3 separate regions of the Homo sapiens genome follow, and all the other regions are linked to region 2. A link is a contact called in ENCODE Hi-C or POLR2A ChIA-PET data. All regions are on one chromosome and are shown on one strand. Each heading gives the region's core, a stretch centred on a gene start or an enhancer-like site at or near the end of the contact. The rest is flanking DNA. Distances are from core to core; before and after follow the strand shown.

Evidence for each region. Hi-C counts contacts between places; a loop is a spot of excess contacts on that map. ChIA-PET counts read pairs that join two places held with the same protein, here RNA polymerase II (POLR2A). Pooled maps may share reads with other maps.
Region 1: a loop to region 2 is called in a pooled map, with 23 times the contacts of the local background. The contact joins the promoter of FAM117B here to the promoter of KANSL1L in region 2. A Hi-C loop is called at or near these places in 3 of 50 pooled maps.
Region 3: a map of naive thymus-derived CD4-positive, alpha-beta T cell shows a loop between it and region 2 (22-fold over the local background). The contact joins the promoter of ABI2 here to the promoter of KANSL1L in region 2. A Hi-C loop is called at or near these places in 1 of 168 maps with a recorded cell type or tissue (naive thymus-derived CD4-positive, alpha-beta T cell) and 2 of 50 pooled maps. POLR2A ChIA-PET finds 5 or more read pairs at or near these places in 1 of 52 experiments (AG04449).

The regions. Positions count from the first base shown.
Region 1 is chr2:202,632,821-202,637,645 of GRCh38, forward strand. It overlaps FAM117B (family with sequence similarity 117 member B), which reads left to right and starts at 2,149. Exons shown (of 8, transcript NM_173511.4): 1 at 2,149-2,968. The coding sequence starts at 2,368. RefSeq lists silencers at 2,187-2,416, 2,607-2,656, 2,757-3,196.
Region 2 is chr2:210,168,406-210,173,241 of GRCh38, forward strand. KANSL1L (KAT8 regulatory NSL complex subunit 1 like) reads right to left here and starts at 3,004. Exons shown (of 15, transcript NM_152519.4): 1 at 2,744-3,004. RefSeq lists enhancers at 2,029-2,663, 2,091-2,270, 2,664-3,299, 3,300-3,933 and silencers at 2,461-2,770, 2,891-3,220.
Region 3 is chr2:203,325,961-203,330,873 of GRCh38, forward strand. ABI2 (abl interactor 2) reads left to right here and starts at 2,434. Exons shown (of 12, transcript NM_001375670.1): 1 at 2,434-2,671. The coding sequence starts at 2,555. RefSeq lists an enhancer at 1,321-2,291 and silencers at 2,093-2,432, 2,189-2,376, 2,653-3,002.

The DNA of each region.
Region 1 (4,825 bases), core at 899-3,398, 7.5 Mb before region 2:
GAAGCTGTTTTTGGCCTCACACCAGGCTGTAGGGGCCAGATAGTGACGTCAGATCTATCCAGAGCACCAGCCAACTTAAGGCAGGTTCCTGGGCTAAGGGGCTGGGGCTTTCTCTGTGGAGGGGGAGAGAGGAGGAGAAAGGGGAATGGATGGTAAGGAGAGATGTGGGTCTCTGAATCACATGGAGACTCTGGAAGTGCTGACCATCTTCTACACACCACATTCTCATATCATCCTTGGTTAATAATCATAACAACAGTATGAAGCACATGGTACTGTTTAACTGCATTTTACAGATAAGGAGACTGGCTAGTGATCCACTCAAGGTCACAGAGTAAGTGGTGGTCATGGGATTTTAATTTCCTCTCTAGGTCTTTTTTTTTTAATTTTTTTTTTTTTTAAGACAGAGTTTCGCTCTTGTTGCCCAGGCTGGAGTGCAATGGAACGATCTCGGCTCCTTCCAACCTCTGCCTCCCGGGTTCAAGCGATTCTCCTGCCTCAGCCTCCCGAGTAGCTGAGATTACAGGCATGTGCCACCACGCCCGGCTAATTTTGTATTTTTAGTAGAGACGGGGTTTCCTCCATGTTGGTCAAGCTGGTCTCGAACTCCCGACCTCAGGTGATCCGCCCGCCTCAGCCTCTCAAAGTGCTGGGATTACAGGCATGAGCCACCACACCCGGCCTCCTCTCTAGGTCTTTAAAAGCCTTCCACCTCACGCCTGTAATTCCAGCATTTTTGGAGGCCGAGGTGGGCGGATCATGAGATCAAGAGATCAAGACCACCCTGGCCAACATGGTGAAACCGCCTCTTTACTAAAAACAGAAAAATTACGGGGCGTGGCGGCACGCGCCTGTAATCCCAGCTACTTGGGAGGCGGAGGCAGGAGAATTGCTTGAACGCGGGAGGCGGAGGTTGCACTGAGCCGAGATTCGAGCCAGTGCACTCCGCCACTGCACTCCAGCCTAGGTGACAGAGAGAGACTTCTTCTCAAAAAAAAAAAAAAAAGGCCTTCCACCACCGCGCAAAGGGACCCAGTAGGATTTCAGGTCCAGAGTGAATCATACTATGCCCTCCACTCCCACATTTTTACACGACGAAATCTGTCTAGCATGTACAACTAATAAAAATAGTAGAGGGAAAAGAGGTCATGGATAGGCAATTTATAGCCAGACAGGTGGGAGTGTAGGTTTTGGCTCCACCATTTTTTATTTTCTTGATGAGGAGCCCTTTAGGTCATTTTAGAAATAGTGTCACTGCCTGCCTTCCCGAGTCTTTGCCACACCAAAGACTTGTTTCCTCCGCTAGACAAAAATATGGATGGCTGTCCCAGTTCTGTCTCAAACAATGATCGTGTAGAATCAAATAAGGCCCTCTGTAAACTATAGCACTTTACAAACTGGTAAGGTAGCAGCCATCCTTCCAAGGTATCAGGGAACAGCGAAGCAGCTGATTAAAATAGTCTTGATTACTTGAGATACAGGAGGGTAGGAATAACATGTGGTAACTGAACTCTATAGATACTATCTAAAATCGCATTCTAACAGGCAAGTTTAATCTTTCTGAGATTTGCCTCTTTGTAGAGCTCTAAAAAATAAAAGGAGAGGGGCGTAAAATGCCAGTAAGATTAGTTAAATTTCTTCTCCTTTTGAGCCCTGCCCATAGGTAGATGGAATTAGGGCAGAACAAAAACATTAAGAATAAAAGCCCGAACGAGATGCGCGTACAGGTGAACACAAGTGAACACTGGGGTAAGGAAATGAGTTATGCGGAAAAGGCTTCAGACCATCCCTGGGAACTGCTCCGGGTCTGGACATTTCCTTTGGCAACCTTCCAGAGTCTGAGTCCCCAGGGCTCCCCCCGGCGGGAAAGGAAAGGCGCGCGTGGCTAGGCGCGCGCGTACACGGGCACTCACGTGTACACACACACGCGCGCACACTACACATACACACAGGGCCCATTTCCTCCGCTCCCTCCCCGCGGGGGGCGGGTCTCTTTCTCTTTAAAGAGCAGACGGTCTCCGCGCACACCCAGGCTCTCAAGGCCTCGGGGGCCCGGGACCCGAGCTGCTCGTAGCCAATGGGAGCAGTGGAGCGGCTCGAGCGCGGCTGACGCTGCACCAATGGGCGATCGTGGGGGGCGGGGGCAGCAGAGGAGACACTATTGTTGATGAGGAGCGGCGGCGGCGGCGGCGGCGGCTGCACCACCTCGTTGCTGCCTGCCCCGGCCCGGTCTCCCCCTGCACCCCGGAGTCCGGCTTCGTCACCCCGTCTTGGGGGGCCTGCCCTCCGGCCTCGAGAATCCTCCCCCTGCAGCCCAACAACAACAAAACCCCCCGTCTCGCCCAGTCACCGGGGAGGGGGGGGACCATGTCCCAGCGGGTGAGGCGCAATGGGTCCCCCACGCCGGCCGGCTCCCTTGGGGGTGGTGCGGTGGCCACGGCCGGGGGACCCGGGAGCCGCTTGCAGCCCATGAGGGCGACGGTTCCGTTCCAGCTGAAGCAGCAGCAGCAGCAGCAACATGGCAGCCCCACGCGGAGCGGCGGCGGCGGCGGCGGCAACAACAACGGTGGCTGCTGTGGTGGCGCCTCAGGCCCCGCAGGCGGCGGCGGCGGCGGTGGCCCGCGCACCGCCTCGCGCAGCACCAGCCCCACGCGCGGCGGCGGGAACGCGGCCGCGCGCACCAGCCCCACGGTGGCCACGCAGACGGGCGCGTCCGCGACGTCCACGCGAGGCACCAGCCCCACGCGCAGCGCCGCGCCTGGAGCTCGCGGGAGCCCCCCACGGCCGCCGCCGCCGCCGCCGCTGCTGGGCACCGTGTCGTCGCCCAGCTCGTCGCCCACCCACCTGTGGACCGGCGAGGTGAGCGCGGCCCCACCCCCAGCCCGCGTCCGGCATCGGAGGAGGTCTCCGGAGCAGAGCCGAAGCTCGCCGGAGAAGAGGAGCCCCAGCGCCCCGGTTTGCAAAGCAGGTAAGTGCTGGGGGTCGCGCAGCAAGGGGGAGGCGGCTGCGGGAAGGGGTCCCGGGCGCGCGCTGCAATCGCGCGGGGACTGCAGAGCTGCCGCGGAGCCCGGGTGGCTGGGGGCGGGGCTGGGGGCGGTGCCGGGCGGTGGGGGACCCGGCAGTGCGGCCCCGCCTTTCCCGGGCCTACCCTACGCCCCGCCCGCCCGCCCGCCTCATTCACCCCTCTGCCCGCCCCGCACGGCTCCCTGGTGGTGGAGGTGCAGCGGCTAAACCTTGGGCTTGAGCTGATGAGTGTTAATGATAAACCTGGCTTCCTGGCCTTACTCCTGGAGGAGTCGTTACTGCTTACCCTCCCTTGAGGGTGAGGCTAGGAGTGGTTTGTCACTTTGTTTTAGGGACAAGGTTAATGTTGGCATAGCCCATATCTGCTGCTGCTAAGTATTTCTGTTCACAAAACAGTTTCAGATCTGGGGTACTGAATGCATTAGCAGTGGCAGATTTGGATCACTGAACAGAGGAGGCTGAGAACCGTGTTTTAGCATTTCCTAAGACTTGATAAATGGGTAGCAAGAAGTGAAAATTAAACAAGATTCCTTAGGAAGGTTTATGGGTTTTGTCTGAGGCTCTGGGTGTATTTCTGATTTTGTGTACTGATTCTGTGTTTTGAATGTAGAAAAACAGAATCCAGTGTTTTGTCTCCATCTTGTTATTGTTTTAGGGAGCTAACATTCGTTGTTTTTCTGTTTACCTGGAAGCTTTCTTGGGGAAGGTCCTGAATGGAGCTGTTGGGTGCCAATGGAGTCATTCATAAAGAGTAACTCAAAAGAGAAATTCAAATTGTGGGAAGTGGAAAGGAATAAAATTTATAATCTTGTTGCCTTAAGGAAAGAAATGGGTGGTTTTTACTTACGTATTCATTTTTGTCAACATATATCTTTGTCTTTCCTTGTCTGGGGAACTTCTGTTAGAATTTTCCAGGCAGAATGGTTGGGAATTTCAGGAAACAAATTCAGATGAAATAGTTTCCGAAATGGAAGGAATAGGATGACTCTTTCTTACTATTTATTTTATGAAAGTTTTAGATAATACTTATTTAGAGAGAATTGCCCTGGAAAATGATGAATAGTATTTTCTTTTTTTGAGACAGAGTTTCTGTTGCCCAGGCTGGAGTGCAGTTACACGATCTCGGCTTACTGCAGCCTCCAACTCCCGGGTTCAAACGATTCTGCCTCAGTCTCCTGAGTAGCTGGGATTACAGGCGACCGCCACCATGCCCGGCTAATTTTTGTATTTTTAGTAGAGACAGGGTTTCACCATGTTGGCCAGGCTGGTCTCGAACTCCTGACCTCAGGTGAAACGCCCGCCTTGGCTTCCCAGAATGCTGGGATTACAGGCATGCGCCACTGCGCCCGGCCCGAATAGTGTTTTCTAATTAGAACCAGAGCACTGTTTTATTTATGTATTTATTTTTATTTATATTTTTATTTATTTTTTGAGACGGAGTCTTGCTCAGCTGCCCAGGCTGGAGTGCAGTTATGTGATCTCGGCTCACTGCAACCATGGTCTCCTGGGTTCAAGCGATTCTCCTATCTCAGCCTCCCGAGTAGCTGGGATTACAGGCACCCGCCATCATGCCCGGCTAATTTTTGTATTTTAGTAGAGATGGGGTTTCACCATGTTTGCCAGGATGGTTTGGAACTCCTGACCTTATGTGATCTGCCCGCCTTGGCCTCCCAAAGTGCTAGGATTGCCCAGCCCAGAGCACTATTTTAAACCTTTTGAGAATGCAGAATGCTTTTCTAAAACTGTGATAAAAGTACTAGATTTCCCCTCCCTGCTTCATAACCTCTGTCACCTACTGAAC
Region 2 (4,836 bases), core at 1,754-4,253:
TGTGGTAGATTAAAGGGCATAAAGGATCCTATAGGCAATAAGAAGTGAGCTACCAAGAACCATCTCAATAATAAAGGAACTTCAGATAGCAGGCATCATTTTTTGTCAAACACAGTAAAAGCTACAAGTGAAACTACATTGATCAGTGAAACCTTTACGTTAATTTCATAGAAGACAGATGAATGAGTAAAGGAAATGAAATAATCTAAGGTATCATGATAAATGGCATCAAAATTGGATGAAGTTCTTGGATAATGCAGCAGTTGGGCTATGAGAAGTTAATTGACCTTCTGGTAGACAACTGTGATCAGATCACTGAGGCCTCACCTGAATGAAAAAGTAGTAAAAGTTATGAATCCAACAATAATAGTATATTACTAACAATGTACTAGTAAACTGAGTAAAACAAAAAGCAAAAGACAATTTCCTGATCTTCCATAGATAAAAAAGATAAATATTAGCCCACTGGCAAGTATTTATTGAGCACCCACTAAGTGATCTGCAGCATGTCAAACATGAAATATATTTCTTTCTCTCAAGCACTTTACAATAAGTTAAAAAATAAAAGATACATCACAGATTAGAGTGAAAAAATTTAAAATGCAAATTAAAGCAAGGTTTTTAGTTTTAAAGCCTAATACTAGGTGATAAACAAAGACATAATGGGAGGCACACACATACCACTAGATCACTGTAAATCAATACAACATTCTGTAATTTGGTGATGACATAAGAGCCTTAAAAAACACACACACAAACAAACAACAAAAACAGACTCTTTGGCCCAGTAATTCCTCTTCTACAAATCTAAGGGGGGGAAATTTCAAAGGTTTATGTAAAAGGATATTGTCTGTAGTGAAATATACACTAGCAAAACCAGAAACATCCCACATACGTGCCAACAGAAAAAATTTAAAATATGATAGTTACATGGCGAAATGTTAAGCAGCTATTAAAAATATTTTTCAAAGAATAATGATATGCGAATGTCTGAGTTAAATGAAAATACCATGTGGTCTCAGTTTTAGGAAAAATACACATATATGCAGACAGAAATATTTAAAGTACAAAATATTTATAGTTTTCTTATTTGCACTCATCTATTTTCCAATTACTTTATAATAATAAGATTTAACAAAATAATCGATTGTTATTTGCAAAGGCGCATCATGAAACAAAATTAAAATGTAAATGTTAAAAGTCAATGTGAGAGAATTGGCCTGGATTAAGAAGTTTCACATAAAAAATTACTCCAGACAGTTTGCGGGAGAGAATAATCTATGTAGATTAAAACCATGAGGAAATGGTTGCAGACGCTGACACTGATCTAAGTAGGTGGAAACTGAGGGAGAACCAAAGATAATGGTTACAACAGATTTTAAAGATACTCAAATATATTCTATTTCATGATTAATTCATTGTTTATATTTCCCCAACATGTGGGCTTTTAAAAAATTCACTTTTGTTATAAAAATAACACTACTTGGCAATTGGTAGAGATTAGGAATCACTTTTCCTAATACAAGGCATTTCTTCTTTCTTACAATCTCTTAAGACAGAGACCATATTATGAAACTTTACAAAAACGAAACAAGTTTGACATCAGAGAGGTGACTAACCCAAAGAAATGGCTAGTTATTAAGAACGGGAAAGGCAGAGACCACTCACTGTTAAGCCTCTTTCTCAATACTGAATTATTTTTAGAGTCATTTTTTCCTAGTCAGAAATTGCCAGTTTTGTCTGCAGTGCTCACTTCACTTAGGTTTTGTGGCTAACAAACCTGCCCCATCCAGCAATATTTAAAATTATTACTGACCCAAACTCAGATGAAGTTAAGCAAACTGGCTAAAGACGAAGGAAGTTTGTCTCCTAAACCTCGCCAGAACATGAATGTCCTGAAGTTTGGGGAATCAAAAACGGAATGTGCTTACCACAGTTCAAACAAAAAAACAAACAAAAACGGACTCTCCCAGAGTAAGAAAACATTACAAGAACGTCCATCCAGTGCCTGCCCTCCCGACTGCAAAGCCAGCCTCTTTCCTTTCCTGTGGTTTCTGAAACGGCCAGGATACCGCCTGGTATTTCTTGCTACCAAACACCACGCAATCTGACTTTTTCCAGCAAGACCGGTCCCTTCCTCAGCACACCGGTGACACAAACTTGGAAGCACCGTCCCTCAAAAATCCCCTAGATTCTGCTCTATCCCATCTAACTCTAAAGCCCAAATCTACGTTTTCCTGAAAGAAAGTGTGAAATAAATAAAATAGGGGTCTCATCAAATCCAGTGGGCTCCGCCTCAGAGCCGCCTCAAAAGAGCCGTCACCACACCCCCAATGGGTGAGGCTCAGCCGATGAGGCAAGAGGCGGGTCCAGGAAACCACGTGTTCTGCCTTCTGCGCACGCGCCAGCCAAAACAAAAGGGAGGTCTGCCAAGCCCCACCCCCCACGTGACCGGCGTCCAGGTCCGCCCCCACCCCTCCCTAGACCCCTTCCCTCCCCAGCTGCCAAGGCTGTTAGGTTTAGCCGTTTAAATTTGGCTGCGGTCAGACCCCCGCCCTAGAGCGCGATCCCGTGCCGAGACCAGAGTCCAGCAGCCCAGAGGATTCGGGGGGCGAAGGGGCTGCCGGTCGGTCGCCTGACCCGCAAGTCCACCCGGCAGTCTTCTCCCCTCCCCGCGCTGCCGCCGTCCCCAAGAGGGAAGACCCACCCCCGTCATCCCGCCGCTGAGACGCCGGCCACTCGCCTGCTGGGGCGCCCTGGCTCCCCTCCGCCGCCGCACCTTCGGTCCGGCCGTGGTGGGGGCTGCTGAGGTGATCTCTAGCTGCCCGCCCGCCTCCCCCACCCGGGGCGCCGCTGACTCGTCTCCAGAGCGCGCCCCGCTCCCGCCCCGGCCGCCGCCGCCGCCGCCGCCGCCGCCGCCGCCGCCGCCGCCGCCGCGGTTTAACAGTCCGCCCGCTGCCCGCAGCTCCGTGCGGCTCGGGGGGACGGAACCCTGCCGCGGTCTGGGAGCAGTGGGCGGGGCCCGGCGCTAGCCAATGGCAACGGGGGAGGGGCAGCGCCATGCAAATGAAGCGGGTGGCGGGGAAACCCCGGCAGGGGGCGGGGCCTGCAGAAGCGGCTCGGAGTGTTCTGGAAGTGGCAGGAGCACGACTCCCTTAACTCTGGTGCAGGGTTTACCTCGGCTCCCTCGGGACGGGTTCCGTGCAGCTCCTGCTTCCTCCCTTCTCTTTCCCAGTGCCATCCCTGGCGAGGGGGAAAAAAAAAAACACGGCCAGGAGACTTCCCACCCCTGCTTTGCTATTTTTGTACCTCCGTGACAGAAAAACAAAACCCTGAGGAAAAGTCAGGCGACTTCATTCCCTGCCGTCCGCGCCGGGGCCTCGACTACTGCTGGCGTCCGCGGCTTTCGCCCGCCGCTCCACAGGCGAGTTTTAAGAGATTTCTCACAATTGTCAAGTCCGCAAGTCTCCGTGCGTTTGCTTTTATTTGGGCCGTGCGTTCAAATGCGCTCATAATTCTTTCTGACCCTCAGAGGGGCCCTGAAGTAGGTGACAAATTTGCCTTGGATCCAACTGGGTGGTTTTATGATTAAAAAAAAAAAAACAGACAAAGCAGTTTTAAGTCTCTACAAATCTGGTTTGAGTGGCGCTGGACCTAACTCCCCTCTGCAGTAACGCTGTCAAATAAACAAACGGAGTTTATGTGGAGATAGTTGGCCAGCGACACCCAAAAACACTTCTGAGCGTCTTGCACCTGGCCCCGCGAACCGCTCACCACAAAACAAACCTGCACCTGGGCACTTCCCCAGCCAAGAACTCGATTTTTTTAAAACTGAACTCTAAATGTAGCTTCTTAGATGTTGTATCACAGTCTTTCCTAAGCACCGAATTTACACATGAAATGATTTAAGGAACGAAGAGCACTAGGCTTTTTAAGCCAGAAGGATAATAGCCATTATTTTAACCTTATCAATTGGATAAGATCCCGGGGGCGGAAGAGGGGAGAAATCCAAGGAATTGCAGTCATAACAAAGCGTAATCCGTAACATAGATAACTGGAATTGGAAAATTAGCTACTCGTTCCTGGTTCTTCTAGTAGATTGTGATATTACTGAAATAATTTTTATGACCAGCTGCATTTATTGGAGCTATATTTTTTTAATTACTGAATAATTGCACCTCGATATGGGGCAAGGGAAGAATTTTAGGAAATTGATTTACTTTCATTGTAATAAAAATTGTAAGCTAATGATGTGTTGTGAAAAATAATTAAATCAGTAAGTATTTATTGGATATTTACCATATTCAAAGGACTGTCCTAGTCCCTGGGGACAGAAATGCAAAAATGAATAAAGTATTTTTTAAAGTTTTGTTTTTTTAATTAGCAGTTTGAGACATCTAATAAGCATGTGTTAAGATAGATCAAAGGAAGATTCTGGATTTGAGTTGGACGTTTAAAAGACTTAAGAGAGAGGAGGAAGGCATCAATAGTTCAGGAGATAGTGTCCTTGGGTGGTTTGAGGAGATGTTGTGTGAATATTTGGGGGGCAGAAAAGTACATTGTCAACTAGATTGAGTAAATCTTGAATGACAGGAATTCAGATTTTAACCTGAAGGAACTGTAGAGACATCAAATCATTTAATGGTAGTTTTCTCCTGTGAAATAATTTTTTGCTACCAAACAAAATATTTATATATTTGCCAAATGTTTATTGAACACATGTTTTGTGATGGCTAATGAAGATATATTAGTAAACAAATTCCCTGTCCTCATGGAGTTTATAGAGGATGACAAAGGGATTAAGCTTTGTAACTACACAAATAGTGATTCATACAG
Region 3 (4,913 bases), core at 1,184-3,683, 6.8 Mb before region 2:
CTGGTTCAAGCGATTCTCCAGCCTCAGCCTTCTGAGTAGCTGGGATTACAGGCACCCGCTTCCACACCCAGCTAATTTTTGTATTTTTAGTAGAGACGGGGTTTCACCATGTTGGCCAGGCTGGTCTCGAACTCCTGACCTCAGCTGATCCACCTGTGTCGGCCTCCCAAAGTGCTGGAATTACAGGCGAGAGCCACCGTGCCCGGCCTCACCCTTTGATTTCTTGATAAGGAAACTAGGTCCAAAGAGATTGTCACTAATTAGAGAAAATACTAGAATCTTTTCTAGGTAATTTCTAGAATGACGAAACATCCCAGAGGGAAATTTGTTTATTAGGCTAATTGCTAAGCCATAGTTGAAAAAATGCTGGGTGGGAATAAGTAATGATAGGGGAAGAGTCTGTCTACCATTTAACTCACCTGATGAGCTTCTTCAACATTATTTTTTGATCTATTGAAGTTTAGTCTGAAAGAAAAGTTTGCTTCATCTAACATTTGTTTTATTCACTTGATTATTCATATGTCGTATTCACTGAAGCAAGTTGATGTGTCATTTAAATAACTACTCATTTCCATCACTCATGCTCTCAAACTAATGAATCTTAGTGTGTGTGACCCTGCAGCTTTCATTTTTAACAAGCTCCTCACACTGAAGTTTGAGAACCACTACTACAGAAGATGGTTAAAGTGCTTAAGAATAAAACTAGTTGGACTAGACCAACATTTTCAATATCCTTTAATTTAGGTTCCACAGTGAAAACTCATACATTCTGCTAATGTATGTATCATGAAGCCAATATAACATTAGGGTTTGCTCCAGATATTTGTAATGATATGGTATTAAAGTGATTTTTTTTTTTTTTGAGACGGAGTCTCGCTCTGTCGCCCAGGCTGGAGTGCAGTGGCACGATCTCCGCTCACTGCAAGCTCTTCTCCCAGGATGACGCCATTCTTCTGCCTCAGCTTCCCGAGTAGCTGGGACTACAGGCGCCCGCCACCATGCCCAGCTAATTTTTTTATTTTTATTTTTAGTAGAGACGGGTTTTCACTGTGTTAGCCAGGATGGTCTCGATCTCCTGACCTCGTGATCCGCCCGCCTCGGCCTCCCAAAGTGCTGGGATTACAGGCGTGAACCACCGCGCCCGTCCTAAAGTGATTTTTTTTTGAAAGTATAAGTTTCCTCATCATCTGAATGAAAAAAATTCACTGTAGGAGGGCCAAGAGATCACCAGATTAAGAAAAGTGTTGAAACAATGGATCTTGTTCTAACTACACAAGTCTAAGATGGTACTGCCTGGAATCAACTTTGATTTTCCACAGCACAAATAAAGGTCATGGCTTCATATCTCAGCAATGGTCAGGAGTTTTAGTTTTTCCAGATTACATTGTGTGGGGTAGTCTGATTTAGGAAAACAAGACACAGTATCTGGAGAATAAAAACAGAATTATAACTCTGCAAGAGGAAAATTATCTGCCTTGAATTTTTGTAGCACTTAATGTTTTTTCAAGGTATTTTCACAATAAACGTTGATTTTATCTATGTAACAGCCCTGTGAAGAAGGCAATTACTACTAGCAAAATCGTTTTCAAAATTTTAAATACTGAATCCATGAATAGGAAAAAGGACAGCGAAGTTGATAGCATTAGAGAAATGACAGAAAAGGTTATGAGTGAGGAAGCGAATCATAGAAATGGCAAACATAAAAAGCTGAGGCCCACGGCACCGCAAACCAGGAGAGAAAGGGGCTAATCTGGCAGGGGAGAACAGCGTTAGTGGGGAAGTGCAAAGAGGCAGGGGCGCAGGAAAGCTGGGGTTAGGAAACTGCAATTCACTGCAACAAAGAGGATGAGGTCAAATCTGAGAAAAATGAAGTCAGGTGGCATTGAAAGCTGCGTGGAAGTTTTATTCCTGCCCTGTTGAGGTGTGATCTTTCACAGAGGAGGGTCCCAAGAGTGGAGGCTGTGCCCTCCTTCGGCCTCCCGTCAGCAGCAGAGGGAGAAAAGCCTCGAGAAGTTCCCTAGGCCGATGACCTCCATGGGGACGGAGCCGAGATGAGTCCCGGAGGGAGCCGGCAGGAAGCCAGCTGAGCAGGGTGGTGTGTTCCCGCCGGGCTAACAAAGGCCGCCGGGAGGTGGGGGCTTCTCCAGCCGCTCCAGCGGCGGGCGGGCGGCGGAAGGGTTAACTGCACCACCAACTCCCGCGCGCATCCCGGCCCCTACCCCCGCCGTCGCTAGGAGACGCCGGAAGTGGGGGAGGGGCCGGCGGCGCGGGCGAGGGTGGGAATCTTTTTCGGGCTCCCGGGGGCGGAGGGAAGGGAGCGCGCGTGCGCGCGCCCGGCCGGCCGTCGCCGCGGTGACCGTCCTCGGAGTCCGTCGGCTCGCGCCCCGCCCCCGTCGCCCCCTCCCCTGTCGCGCGCTGGGGCTGTTTCTCGCTCCTTCCGAGTTACCGCCGCCGTCGCCGCCGCTCCTCCTCTCCCGGTCCTGGGTTTCCTTGGCGCTGCGGCCGCCGCTCCCTCTGCGACCTGTATGAGGAGGAGGAGGAGGAGGATGTGAAGATGGCGGAGCTGCAGATGCTGCTGGAAGAGGAAATCCCGGGGGGCCGCCGGGCCCTCTTCGACAGCTACACAAATCTGGAACGGGTGGCCGATTACTGCGAGAACAACTACATACAGGTGCGAAGCATCCCCAGCTGGGCCGCGTCGGGGACCCCCCCGCCGGGGGCCGCGCGCCTCGGGGCGTGGGGCCGAGGCCGCCTCGGGGACACGGCCCAGCGGAGCCCCCGATGGGGGTGGGGAGCTGGGTGAGGGCTGGGGCTGGTGAATGGGTGGGAATTCTCCGGCTGGAGAAACTGCATTTTAAAAACCTTTAAAAAAGCGGTGAAGCAGTTCTCGGCGTGGTGCGTGTGTCGCGTCCCGCCTCCTCGCCGCTCCCGCCCTCGGCCGCCCCCGCACTCCGCGCCGGTCAGCGTTCCGGATGGCGGAGGGGGCGGAGAGTGGCATTTTCTGTTTGACGGAATCCTGCTCCCCACCTTAGGGTAGGGGTGTCGCGGGTGTTGACGGGTTACCTCCATCCCCCAAATTCTGGATGATTTTTAAGGGGTTATCTTGCTGCAGAGTGAAGTGCTTCAGGCTTCAGTTTTCTGTTCCTGTGAATGCTTCAGAAACCCTTTCTTAATATTTTATGTTCTAAAGGGGATACGGTAGAAGAGCAGCAGTTTCTTGTTGGAAGTTAATGCCATTTTTTTCCCTATGGAGAAGGATGATGAGCTGATTCCCCCCTCCCTCCTAGTTCTGTTAGAATAGGCAGTTTTCCTGGGGGTGGGAGGAGGACAGACTATGACTGTTTCTTAGAGAGAATTGGGAAGATGAACCTCCTGGTTTAATTTTTTTTTTTTTTTTTTTTTTTTACCGTGATGGATCGTTTGGCTCAAGGGCTGATAGTGGTAGGGGCGTGTGTATGGAGGCGGGGGATACCGGATGGTATGAGATCCAGCTGCTCCTGGATGAAGCAAAATATTCTGTGGATTAAAAAAATCCTTCTTTAAAAATTACTTGAAAGGATAGCAGGTTAAAAGGCACAGTTTGCAAAATCTAAAATCTTTTGCTTTTTTTTTTATGGTTATTTTGAATTATGGGTTCTGCCTCCATTTTTTTTCTTTCCCGTTTAAATTCTCTTGGGATAAAGATGGAAATGGAAGCAATATGTTAAACTGTTTCTTCACAGTCTTTTTTTTTTTCCTTTTTTCTTGCTCCCACCTCCATCTCTCCAGGGATCCTTCTTTTTTCTTTTCTTTTTGAGACACAACCTCGTTCTGTAGTCCAGGTTGGAGTGCAGTGGCGCGATCTCGGCTCACTGAAACCTCGGCCTCCTAGGTTTGAGCAATTCTCATGCTTCAGCTTCCCGAGTAGCTGGGACTACAGGCGCCCGCCACCACAGCCGGCTAATTTTTGTATTTTTAGTAAAGATGGGGTTTCACCATGTTGACCAGACTGGTCTCGAACTCCTGACTTCAAGTCATCCACCCACCTCGGCCTCCCAAAGTGCTGGGATTATAGGCGTGAGGCACCTTTCTTAACATTAGCTATATAGGAAAGCATTTTCATGTCTTAGTGTAAATTTTAAAAAACAGGTGTTACAATTTTATAGGTTCATAAATTTTGTAATGGCCACATTGTTGATCGCGGAAGTGAGATTTTGTTTGATTAGACATACTGTTATCTTGTAGACAACATTTGTATTTGAGAATGACCCGAACCACTGTATAAACCTGTTCCTTCGAAAGAGGCAGTTGACTATGGCTACTAGGAAAGGAATGTAGGCAAGATTAATACAAAAAAATACAAATGTCCACTTGTAATGTACTTTGCTGATACAAGTGGGGTAGAAAAGATTCAGAGGTTCAGGCCTGGGCGATAAGAGTGAGACTACATATCAAAAAAAAAAAAAAAAAAAGATTCACTTGCTCAATTTTTCGCTAAAATTGAAAGTCTTTTATGGCCTAGAACTGTGTGAGGGGTGGATGGTACATACCTAGTAGGAGAGGCTGATCTTGGAGGAAATTAATACCATGTAGTTAATTTATACTCTGTAGTGCACTGCTGGTACCAAGGAGGACTGGAGGAAGCAATGCTGTTCTGAGGGATTTCACAATCTCTAGTAGAGGCAAAACCTAAAGGAATGAAGTGGTAATTCCATTGCCTTGTGCAGCATATTATGGGGAAAGAGTTGCAGGTCAGAAGAGAAACTGAGGGTGGAAAAGTGGATTGCAATTATTACCAGTAAGAAATAAAAAATAAACAGATTTCTCTCTCTTTTGCAAGATGATTTCTTATTGTAATTTGAAGGTACAAGTTCCTCTTAAGTTATAATTGCTATATAAAGGTAAAAGGATAAGGATTATTAAAGCTGAAAGGT